3 separate regions of the Homo sapiens genome follow, and all the other regions are linked to region 2. A link is a contact called in ENCODE Hi-C data. All regions are on one chromosome and are shown on one strand. Each heading gives the region's core, a stretch centred on a gene start or an enhancer-like site at or near the end of the contact. The rest is flanking DNA. Distances are from core to core; before and after follow the strand shown. Region 1 holds the start of TNS2 (tensin 2). Region 2 holds the start of HOXC-AS2 (HOXC cluster antisense RNA 2). Region 3 holds the start of SP1 (Sp1 transcription factor).

Region 1 (3,504 bases), core at 533-3,032, 950 kb after region 2:
GGAGGGACAAACAGAGGTGTGAGTTCCCAGTGGGCCCATCTCCATCTCCGGGACTGGGCAGGAGCCTTGCCTTAGCACTGCACTGGTTTTCTCCGTCCAGATCAAGCCCTCAAACTTGTAGGACGCACTTGGCCACAGCTGCTTCAGGGCGGTCATGGGGCCTGTCCTCAACTGTGCATGGAATCTGACCCCTTGCGTCACCTTTGCTGGGTCAGCTCCTCCCCAGGGGATCACTTGGGCCCCTCACATGGCCCTGGTGTGTGATGCCCTTGTGGAAAAGCCTCCATGCTCAGGCTTTCCCCCTGGTGTGGTAAGGGTACTCCCTGACTCTTCCCATCTTGTCCTCCCCGCATGGAGACCTGTGTGCAGAGTGAGCAGGGAGGTTCCAAACATATGTGTTGTATGTCAGTCCTGCAGCACCAGACTGAGCCGGCAGGAGTGGCCTCAGCCAGTCCTGCTCCTTTAGCTCCTGCTGTCCCCACGCTCCAGGCAGCTGACATGCCCTCCTCCCCCACGGTCAGAACAACATGTTTACTCATTGTGCACTGAGGCAGCAGACAGCAATTGTGTAATGGGGGTGGTCATGCTGGAGGGAAACAGATAGAAGCCTGTCACTGGGGAGAGATGTTTAGCTGGCTTTGGATGCTGTGAGTTCTCCCCCGACCCCCTGCACCCTGGCACTTGGGATTCACGCATTGAATGAGAAAGGAGTGGACCAGATTCCCTGTTCAGCCCCTCCTGACCCAGAGATGCAGTGAGGCAGGAGCCTGGGATGCCCCCTTATGGCCCAGGCCTATCTCAGTCCCTTCCCCTCCCACTGTGGGTTCTCTCCTCCCATCCTCTGTCTGGGGACAGCTTGTCTCCTTGCCATCTCTCTGTTTTACCCATATTCCCCCTCCTCTGGAGTTCAGACTCCTGCTGTCCTCCTCCCGGGGACCCATCACAGTAGTATCTCAGGTTGTCCTGAGCTGCTGCTTTTGGGGCAAGGCTGGGAAGTTGGGAAAGGGAGTGATGGGGATGTGGGCAGCACCTCTGGTTTCTTGACTGTCCCTGCAACTCTTCTGGGCTGGATCAACTTTGTGGGACCCACTAAGACACTTGGGAGCATGTTGGCATTAGCAGCAGATATGGATGTTGTCAGTGGAAAGCAAACCTCCAGTTCCAAAGCACTCCTGACTCCCTCTCCTCTCTCTTTTTCCACCCTGCCACCCCATTTCCCTCAAACTTCCCTGGGCCAGGGAAGGGGCCTGATGATCTCTGAGCCTGCTGGAGGATACCTGGATAGCGCATGGCAAAGTCCTGCAGTGAGGCACCTGGGGCTTATGTTGGGGGGCCAGGACCTCCTGGGGTTGGCCCAGGCTAGAGCAGGGAAGGTGAGAGGAGCCAAAACAGACAGCAGGACCTACTCTAACCCAAACATCCCCTCACACTACAGCCCTGGCCACTCCGGAGGGGATGCTGGGCCAGGGAAGAAGGCTGAGGAAGCTGAAATTGGGAAGAAGGCCTGGCCTGATTCCTGGTCCCCTCCCCCACTGCCCGCACCTCCACCCCTGCCCCTCTTTTGCCCAGCTGGTGGGCACTCCTACCCTGCTTGCGGCCCGGCTGCTGTCCCTCCTCCCCAGGGCTCTGAGCAGCCTCTCCACAGGGCCGCTGGACTTCATGGTGTTCGGCTGGCTGGGGTGCTGGCCCCAGGGCCTGAACAATGCTGGGGCCTGGCCCGGGGCTTCCTGGAAGCGGCCTGGCGGAGGCAGCCGCTTCCCCTGGGCGGAGGGTAGGCTGTCTGGCTGGTGTGAGGAGAAGCCCGGCCCTGGAAGTGGAGGGAAGTGCAGGCGGGAAGGGGGCAGGTCGCTGCTCCAGGAAGTGGAGGGGGGAGGATGTGGGGGAGGCCAGGAGATCAGATTCCCAGGATCTACCCTGCTGGGAGTGTCAGCCTGTGATCTTTTGCTCCCCCTACTCCCCCAACTCTGGAGTTGTCCCACACCTGGGACACCACACTCTCCAGGGATCTGCAGGGATCCATGGTCTTGAGATTCTGCCCCCACCCCCGGTGGGGCCGGGTGAGAATTCTGGTCTCGGGGCAGGGCTAAAGGGCAAGTGGGGAACAGTGTGTCCCAGCCAGGCTCCAGCCTGAACTCTCAAGCTCTCGAGGGACTTCCGCTGGGGAGGGAGTGGAGCTGGGAACTACTACCAGCAGGCAGGCCCAGGATCCCGAGTGTGTCCTGAGAGTCAGGTAAAAATGGGACTGGGGGCCCCCTTCCTGTCTCAGTTTCACTCGTTATGAAGTAGGAAAAGGAAAGCATGCACCGCCCACCTTTACCCTCAATACACCTTGCAAGGCCAAGTTCCAGCCACAAGACTGCTTTGCTCAGGTTTGGGGAGTAATCCATTCTCCTGCCACAGCCTAAGGCATATGAGGCCCTTCTCCTGAAAGCCCCCAGGTTTCTGCTCCTGACACAGTGCCCCCCACTCACCCATTCCCTGGCTTTGTTTCAGACATGATCTCACAGATCCCTAGCCCTCTTTCCAGCCCTGCAACTTGGGCTCTCTACCCAAGGGCTGCACCCTCCCCCCGCGGCAACCCCGAAGCCTGAGTACTACCTTCATGGCTCTCCTGGGTCTGCTCTCCTTCCTCAGCAGCTGTCCCAGGGCCTGAGGACTGGACAGGAGGTCCCCCCTCCCAACACATACTCCACCCCCATCCATGGGCCTCCGGCCTCCCTCCTGGGAACATGGCCAACTTCCCGTCCTGGGAGTCAAGGGAGGGAGGTGGATGGGGCCTTGAAAAAGGGGGAGTAATCTTCCTAAAAGCTAAGGGGTTAATGGCCTGGGAGTCTTCAGCCCCAAGCTGTGGACAGCAGCCCCTGGGACAGGCTATAGCTGTCACTTGAAAGAATGTGCAAATGTGCCCCTCTCATTTGCATGGTATTTATTGAATGTCCCAGTACTCAGGCAACTCCCCCAGCCCTGGCTTCTCCCACGGAGTCCCTTCTACTTGCTTCCTGCTCCTTCATATCCACCAGGATGGGTTCCCTGGGATGAAGAATCCTGCATTCTCTGGGGTGAGGCCTGCTGTGGGTGCCCACTTGAGACCCTTGCGAGGACCTGACTGGATTGGGCCTAGCCTGACACCTCTCCCTGGAAGCTCCAATTTTCCAGGCCAAGAAATGTGTCCCCAGGATATCCTGGCCAGAAGGTGGCATCTGTGTGGCAGGCCTGGGCTCCCTGCCTGTAACTGGAGAGGAGCACGGGCTCTGTGACCCACCCCCATCCTGCCAGCCTGGCTGTGTCCCAGCACATTCCAGGCCCCCGGCCAGTGTGGGCAACCGGGCCTGGCCTTGTCGAGCCCCCAGCCCTGCTTGGGGGAGATGGGGCAGTGTGACAAGGTGGGCAGTGGGGGTGGCTTTTTTCTGTCCAGTCCCAGCTTCTGCTCCTATGGCACATGGCCCTGACCAGGACTCCTCTACATGCTTCACTCTCCTGCTGCCTCCATAGGGGCTGAAAGTC
Region 2 (3,230 bases), core at 482-2,981:
GGAGTCTTCCCAGACCCGGCCACGCCTGCCCTTCTTTCCCTCTCCTGTCCCCAGGAGGGGACCAAACGCCAGGGGTAGGGGCGGGGGCTAGTTTTCTCCTGCGTCTCTATGGATCTTTCTCCTCTGGGGTGGAGAGGGGCTGGGGAGAGTGTGTATAGTATGTGTGTTCCGGGGGGAGGAAAGTTAGGGGGAGACAGCTGCAGCTGGCAGCACCGACCCCAGCTCCATAGGCCCCCTCCCAAGTCTCTGCTCCTCCCCCTCTCTGGCTCTTTCCTTTTCCTTTTTGGTCTAAGGGGGCGGCTTAACGGGGCTGGGATTTCAACTCATGGGGGAGGATGAGGGATGTGTTTGGTTGGGGAGAGGCGACTTGGGGGTTCAGCTCCTTGGCGCCACTGTCTTCCCCTCCCTTGAGCTGGACTGAGCTGGGAAGCCCAACTTACAACAAGAAACAGAATATCTCTTTGGCCTTGATGGAGTTGGGTTAGCTGTCAATCAAAAAATCTCCCTCACTAGTTCAAGGAAAAGACAGGAGGTTCCAGTCCCCCTGCCGAGGCTTTCTCCAAATCCCCAGTACAGCCAGCACCTCCCCCAGCCCAGGGCGGCTGAGGACCGGGCCCGGCACTTGGGCGGCTGCTGGCAGCGATGAGCAGAGACGTTTAGCCCTCAGCGGGGCCCGGGGCCAGACTGAGACCAAGAGGACATCAGGGGACAGAGCCTGAGAGAGACTGAACCCGAGACAGCCTGGGACAGACCAACTGAAACATGGAGTCAGGCCCAAGAGAGGAAAGAAGGAAGCGGAGCATTAGAATAAAGGGAAAAAAGGGGGAGAATTAAAAGAAGGAAGGCAAGATGAAAAGAGATAGGAGAGCCGGGAAAGGCAGGCGTGCAGAGAGGGAGGCGGAGGAAGGGCGGCCGTAGGCAGGCAGGACGGGGCAGGGGCGAGCTGGCGGAGCAGCCGTGGCATTGTGCAGCCCGCTGGCTTGCCGGGCCTTTGCCGCGGGACCGGCTCCGGGCGCGGCGGCCACTTCTGTCTGGACACAAAGGCGGAAGAGGGCTCCTCTCCTGCCCCTCCCAGGAGACTTGCTCGGATGGGTACTCTAGGCCTCAGGGATATAGAACCCCATATTGGTCCAGACAGCCGCTTAGGCAGCTGGGGGCTGAGCCCTGCTCTATTCAAGGAGCGAAGAAACAGAAGAGGAAAGAGGTTTCACCCCTGCTCTTCCTTTGCGTCTTCTCCAAGCGACAAGGCCAGCTGCCCCAGCCTCAGCTTTCCTGGAGGAAAGAGTCCCTAAGGAGCCTCCCCTATGGGCCTCTGCTATTTGGGAGAGTTCCTCAAATAGACATTGGGGCCGTAAAGAGATGCCCCCTTCTCTCCTACCCCCTTTGAACACCGCCTTCTTTTCAACTCTTGAGCTGCCTGCGCACCCTGCCTGCCCACTCTGCGGAGGCGGCAGCAGCGGGCAGTGAGGCTCACCGGCGGGATCCCTGCTGCCGTGAAATCCCCTGTGAAACCAAGGAGATTGTCGCTTTCCTTTATTTTATTTTATTTTCTGGGACTATGACCTCCGAACTCTTCCCACTCAGAGGCAGGCACGGCTGTGGATCAGGAAGCAGGCCTCGCCCACAGCCCCTTCCCAGCCAATGCCTCATTTTCCCTGCGCCCTTCGGAGAGAGGCGGCCTTGGGGAGGGGGGCTAGAAGAGGCTGGGAGTTCCGGAGTCCACTGGGCGGAGGTTCCGCAGGTCCACAACTGCATGTGGCCTGTAGCCCCCATTCTCCACATTTGGAGGGGTGTGGGTGGCAGACCAGGGCTTTGAAGCGGACCTGCAGATTTCCCTCAAATCCAGGTTTGTAGGTGCGGGGGGCGGGGCACAAAGGATATAGGGGCACCAAGAAGGAAGGTCTGTCTTCCTGGGGTTCAGTTACTCCTTCTGAATCTTCTGCCATACTCCAGACTTCCCCTCACCCACATACTCCCTTCAATTTTCCTCAGCACCGCTGGGGCAAACCCAGGGACTGGAGGCCACTGGGAGTTCTTGTTGGGGAGGGGGAAACCCCAGCTTTAGCTCGCAGCTGTGCATTCACTCTGGTTCTTAGAGTTCCCTCCCACCCCCAAAAGACTTCACTGGGCACAGGAGAGACCCCTGAGGGGGAGGGGCACCCTTACTCCATCACCTGAAACCTGGGCAGCTGCGGCCACAACCAAACTAGCACCGTGGGAAGGACAGACAGAAAGATAGACAGGTTAGAGTCGTCCCCTCCCCCTGCCCCGCGCCTTCCTTTTAGTGATTTAAATTCCCTCCGGTTCAATCCACACCGTCAAGTTCGGATTAAATTTAAAACAGGCTTTCTCCGGTGTCCCCAGCGGGCCATCCCGGCTGCCGCAGGCAGGGAGCCCGCTCCCGGCTCGTCAGCACCCGCCCTGCGCGGAGAAGGCCGTACTCCATTTGCTTTCATTTTCCTTCTCCCCCTGAAATGGGCTCATTTCACCTCTCCACTGCCCTCTTCCCCTCCCCGCCCCCTCCCTGGTTCCCCTCTACTTTCCCCCCTTCTCTCTCCTGATCCCTCTTTGTTGGGAAAAACACACCCACACACAACTCCTCCTAGCTAAGGCCTGCGCTGGAAGCAGAAACTGAGTTCTCTTGGCCTGCCGCGAGGAAACCCGCGTCCTGCCCCCACCCAAGGTGGGTATCTGGGATCCCTACACACCAGGAGTCAGGTCCCGAGGCCCAGCAGGAGTGAAATCCCCAGGGCCTGTGAACGTGGCTCTCTCAAAGCCACGGCCTGCCGGGCCTGCATTCCCGCCGGCGCCCCCGCCCTGACGCTCCGCAGCAAGCGGGGCTATTTCCGGCTCCCCCAACGCGGTCTGGTTTTCCAGCCTGGGAGTGGCTGGAGGGGGAGCCGCCCCAGAGCTAGAGCCGCTCCCTGCCCTGCCCGGAGCCCCAGTGGCCCTGAGCGCCTTGTTACCTGATCTTTTGTGTGATGTATGTGTCGCAAGGAAATTTGCAGTGACTTTGGAGCCCAGACTGAGGAAGCGGAGGTGGCGAAAGGAGAGACAATACGAGCCCGAAGTACAATTAAGGGGCCAGAGCCGCTCGTCTCTCCCCCGCCCTCCCTGCCCGACTGCGAGCTGTCTGGCCTCAAACCTCAGGGCGACACGCGAACCTGGAGCCGGAAACTCAGCCCGTGGCAGAGGGAGTCAGAGGACTCTGCATCCAGAAAACAGAAGCA
Region 3 (3,487 bases), core at 294-2,793, 620 kb after region 2:
CACCAACTCCTTTTTCAATTTTCACCACAGCTGTCATTTCATCCATGGAGTGATCTTGGTCTAAAATAATTAAAAAACAAACAACGTAAACTTGAGGGAAGAAAAGAAATGAAGTAGGAAGGATAAAAGGAGGCTATGATGAAATAGCAATGACTAACAGGAAGGCGAAAGCCACCAGTATAAAGAAAATGGATTGGAGGGCAGAGGGGAGCTGCAGGGCATGCAGGACATGAACTAGGTTCAATGTGCCAAAAGTGGGCCTTAATTCTCCCTTGTACAAAATTAAACTAAGAAAACATTCAAAAAGTGCTTTGGGGATAGGAAATGTGAAGGACGGTAGGCATGGTGAGAGTTTCTAAATAAGAAAAAGTATCCTAAGGGAAAAAAAGGAAAAGGACAGGTAAGGCATAAAACAACATGTGGGTGCATGGAAAGCTTGCTAAAATTAAGTTTAAAAGAGATGGAGAGGCCAGGCGCGGTGGTCACGCCTGTAATCCCATTACTTTGGGAGGCGGAGGCAGGCAGATCACCTGGGGTCGGGAGTTTTGAGACCAGCCTGACCAACATGGAGAAACCCTGTCTCTACTAAAAATACAAAATTAGCCGGGTGTGGTGGCGCATGCCTGTAATTCCAGCTACTCCCGGAGGCTGAGGCAGGAGAATCGCCTGAATCCGGGAGGCAGAGGTTGCAGTGAGCCGAGATCGCACCATTGCATTCCAGTCTGGGTAACAAGAGCGAAAACTCCGTCTCAAAAAAAAAAAAAAAAAAAAAGACAAACAAAAATCCAAGTGTGAAAAGTAACGAGAGGGGAAAAAGAAGTAAAAAGTGTGAGTAGAAAAACATTTGTGAATACTGCTAAGGAACTAAAGGGATCTACAGGTTAGTAGTCAGAAGGTTTCGGGGCGGAGGGCGGGCCCTGAGGGAAAGGGCGGTTTCGGGGTGAGGGGCGTGGAAAGGGCGGGACGGTGGGGGGCGGGGGGGAAGGGAAATCTACGGAAAGTGGGGGGAGGAGGGCCTTGGAGCAGGCGGCGACCAGAGGGCGGACCAGGCAGGCGGTTGGCCCGGGCGGGGCCTTCGCTGCTCGGGCCGCCCCCGCGGCTCCAGCCCCCGGCGGGAGGAGCCTCAGGCGGGCGGCCGAGTAGTGGGGGGTAAGGCCCGTCCCCCGTGGCCGGGGCGGGCAGGGGGCGGGCGAGGCCACGCTGCCCCCTCCCCCGGGGCGGGCGGCCCATCCCCCTCCTCCTCGGAGGCCCCGCCACTGCCCCGTCTCCCTCCCTTCCCTCCGCCCCGGGCGGGACCTAGGCCGCCGCCGCCGCCGCCTCCCGCCCGCCCCCGCTTCACGGCGGGGATCGCCCGGTCGGCCCTCGCGCGCGCCCCCTCACTCGCCTCCCACCCCTAAGCTTGGAGTGGACTCATCCTTACCGCTCATGGTGGCAGCTGAGGGACAAGCTCAAGGGGGTCCTGTCCGGGGGGGTTGGGGGGGGCCGGGAAAAACGCGGACGCTGACGAGGCAAGCGAACCCGGACCGGACAGGGAGGGGGGGGTAAGGAGGAGGGAGCAGCGCGCCACAAGCCCAACCTAGGCCCCGCCCCTTCTCTGCTGCCCCGCCCAATGAGGGAGGGGGAAAGGAGGGACTTGCAGAAGAAAGACGGTGGAATTATCCAATGGCAAGACTCGCTTGCTCTCCAAGGCGTGTGAGACTAAGTTGCGTGCCTGGTGTCCGCCTAAAAAGACCGCCCTCTCAGTGTTAAAAGCCAATGAAGGATGCAGGAAGTGAAGATGGGCGGGAGCTGGAGATGATTGGCTTGGAAGGAAACCAGTCAACCGGCAGGCGGGCTCCCTGAGACGTAGGGATAGGCAAAGCTTTGATAGGAATGACAGAACAACGGCCAACCAGAATCCGGGATATGCTTGGGCAAAATCCTAGTGGGCGGAGAGGTAAGAAGTAGGCAGGAATAGGAGAGGATGAAGCTGATTAAAACCAATCAGAAATCAGGCGGGCAGCCAGGAACGTTATGATTGGAGTTAGACTGAAAAGAGACAGGAAAGGACGCATATTGACGTGAACTAAAAGCCAATTAAACGCCGAATTAACTGAGGGCGGAAACTTGGAGTGGCAGAGGAGAATTGGCGGCTCCCTCAGTTATTCAATCCAATGAGGGGACGAAGTAGGCCTGGCACCGCCTCCTAGTTAGCCAATGGGCGTTACTGGAGCTGCCCATCATGAGGGAGGGAAGAGGGCTATGCCAAGAGGAGACCGTCGCCATATTGGCCCTCCTCAGGGGACGTTGTTACAGTCATTAGGTGGGACGCTTTAGCGGAGTCCTGCAGCTCAACAGGTGTCAGAGCCAAGGCATTCGGCGCGCAGTTCCGCATCAACACTAGGACTTGTTTGCGTCTTCATTTAACTGCCCCTATAAAGTACCTCTCAAATCTTACCCCCCTCCCGGGTGGTCGGACAGGCGGGCAGATGCCTCAATGTCGCTGCAAGCCCTGGGAATGCAGGCGGGACGAGATCTGGTGACAGCACTCACCGAATAAGTTAATACTGAGCTGACCAATATGCAGAGTCTCCGTGAGACTCCAGAAAACGCGATTTTATTAAGTTCCCCCAGACAAAGGCGCTAACCACTTAAACGACTGGTTAACTTTTCAAGCCTTGAGGCTAAAGTGCGGATAAGTCACTTCCATTTTTTCCCCCTTAATAGTAAATACCGCCTATGCATAAAGCAAGATAGCTGAGCTCCAGCTTTTTGCAATCACGAAGGTTAAGAAACTTTACTGCAGGCACCTGGATTTCTGGCCTCCTCTTTATCCGTGTTTTGGTGGAGCCGGCCTTAATAGCTTGTCAATGACACGATGAGGTCATGTCCTTCAGTATTTGTATCTTATATGTTGTCACCTGCTTATATGTTCTTATGTTTTAAAATGTGAATTCTCCTAAACTATTTTAAGCCCTTTGAAGGTAAGAACTGAGGCCTCTGCTGCTTTAAACAGGTAAAAAGGTGAAGTGATTGCTGACTGCCTACCGTGTTAGGTGCCTAAGTCAGGGAGGCAGTTAGTATTCCATGTCATCCTTAAAAGGAAGATTTTATTAAGTATCAGCTATATTATGTATTTTATAAGTGAAGACATTTAGGCTGAGAAGTGACTTACCCAAGGTCACAAAGCAAATGAGTTGTAGTGTTAGATTCCAACCCAGAATAGTTCCACCAAAAGTTTTCTATAAATTCTTGAGGGAATTAAACTGCCGCCGGGCGCAATGGCTCAGACCTGTAATCCCAGCACTATGGGAGGCCGAGGCGGGCGGATCGCTTGAGCCCAGGAGTTAAAGACCAGCCTGGGCAACATGGTGAAACCCCGTCTCCACAAAAAATAACAAAAATTAGCCAGACGTGGTGATGTGCGCCAGTAGTCCCAGCTACTCGGGAGGCTGGGGTGGAAGAATCGCTTGAACCCAGGAGGTTGAGGCTGCAGTGAGCTCAAATC

The links. Hi-C counts contacts between places; a loop is a spot of excess contacts on that map. Pooled maps may share reads with other maps.
Region 1: a map of gastrocnemius medialis shows a loop between it and region 2 (4-fold over the local background). The contact joins the promoter of TNS2 here to the promoter of HOXC-AS2 in region 2. A Hi-C loop is called at or near these places in 1 of 168 maps with a recorded cell type or tissue (gastrocnemius medialis) and 1 of 50 pooled maps.
Region 3: a loop to region 2 is called in a map of Panc1, with 6 times the contacts of the local background. The contact joins the promoter of SP1 here to the promoter of HOXC-AS2 in region 2. A Hi-C loop is called at or near these places in 1 of 168 maps with a recorded cell type or tissue (Panc1).

What each region holds. Positions count from the first base shown.
Region 1 is chr12:53,048,343-53,051,846 of GRCh38, reverse strand. TNS2 (tensin 2) reads right to left here and starts at 1,782. Exons shown (of 29, transcript NM_170754.4): 1 at 1,587-1,782. The coding sequence starts at 1,661. All of the region lies in intron 2 of TNS2-AS1 (TNS2 antisense RNA 1), which reads left to right. RefSeq lists an enhancer at 2,778-3,504.
Region 2 is chr12:53,995,286-53,998,515 of GRCh38, reverse strand. HOXC-AS2 (HOXC cluster antisense RNA 2) reads left to right here and starts at 1,731. Exons shown (of 3, transcript NR_047505.1): 1 at 1,731-1,846; 2 at 2,607-2,683; 3 at 2,998-3,230. RefSeq lists an enhancer at 2,731-3,230.
Region 3 is chr12:53,378,232-53,381,718 of GRCh38, reverse strand. SP1 (Sp1 transcription factor) reads right to left here and starts at 1,543. Exons shown (of 6, transcript NM_138473.3): 1 at 1,421-1,543; 2 at 1-60. The coding sequence starts at 1,427. RefSeq lists enhancers at 11-769, 1,620-1,914, 1,747-2,046, 1,950-2,450 and a silencer at 877-1,506.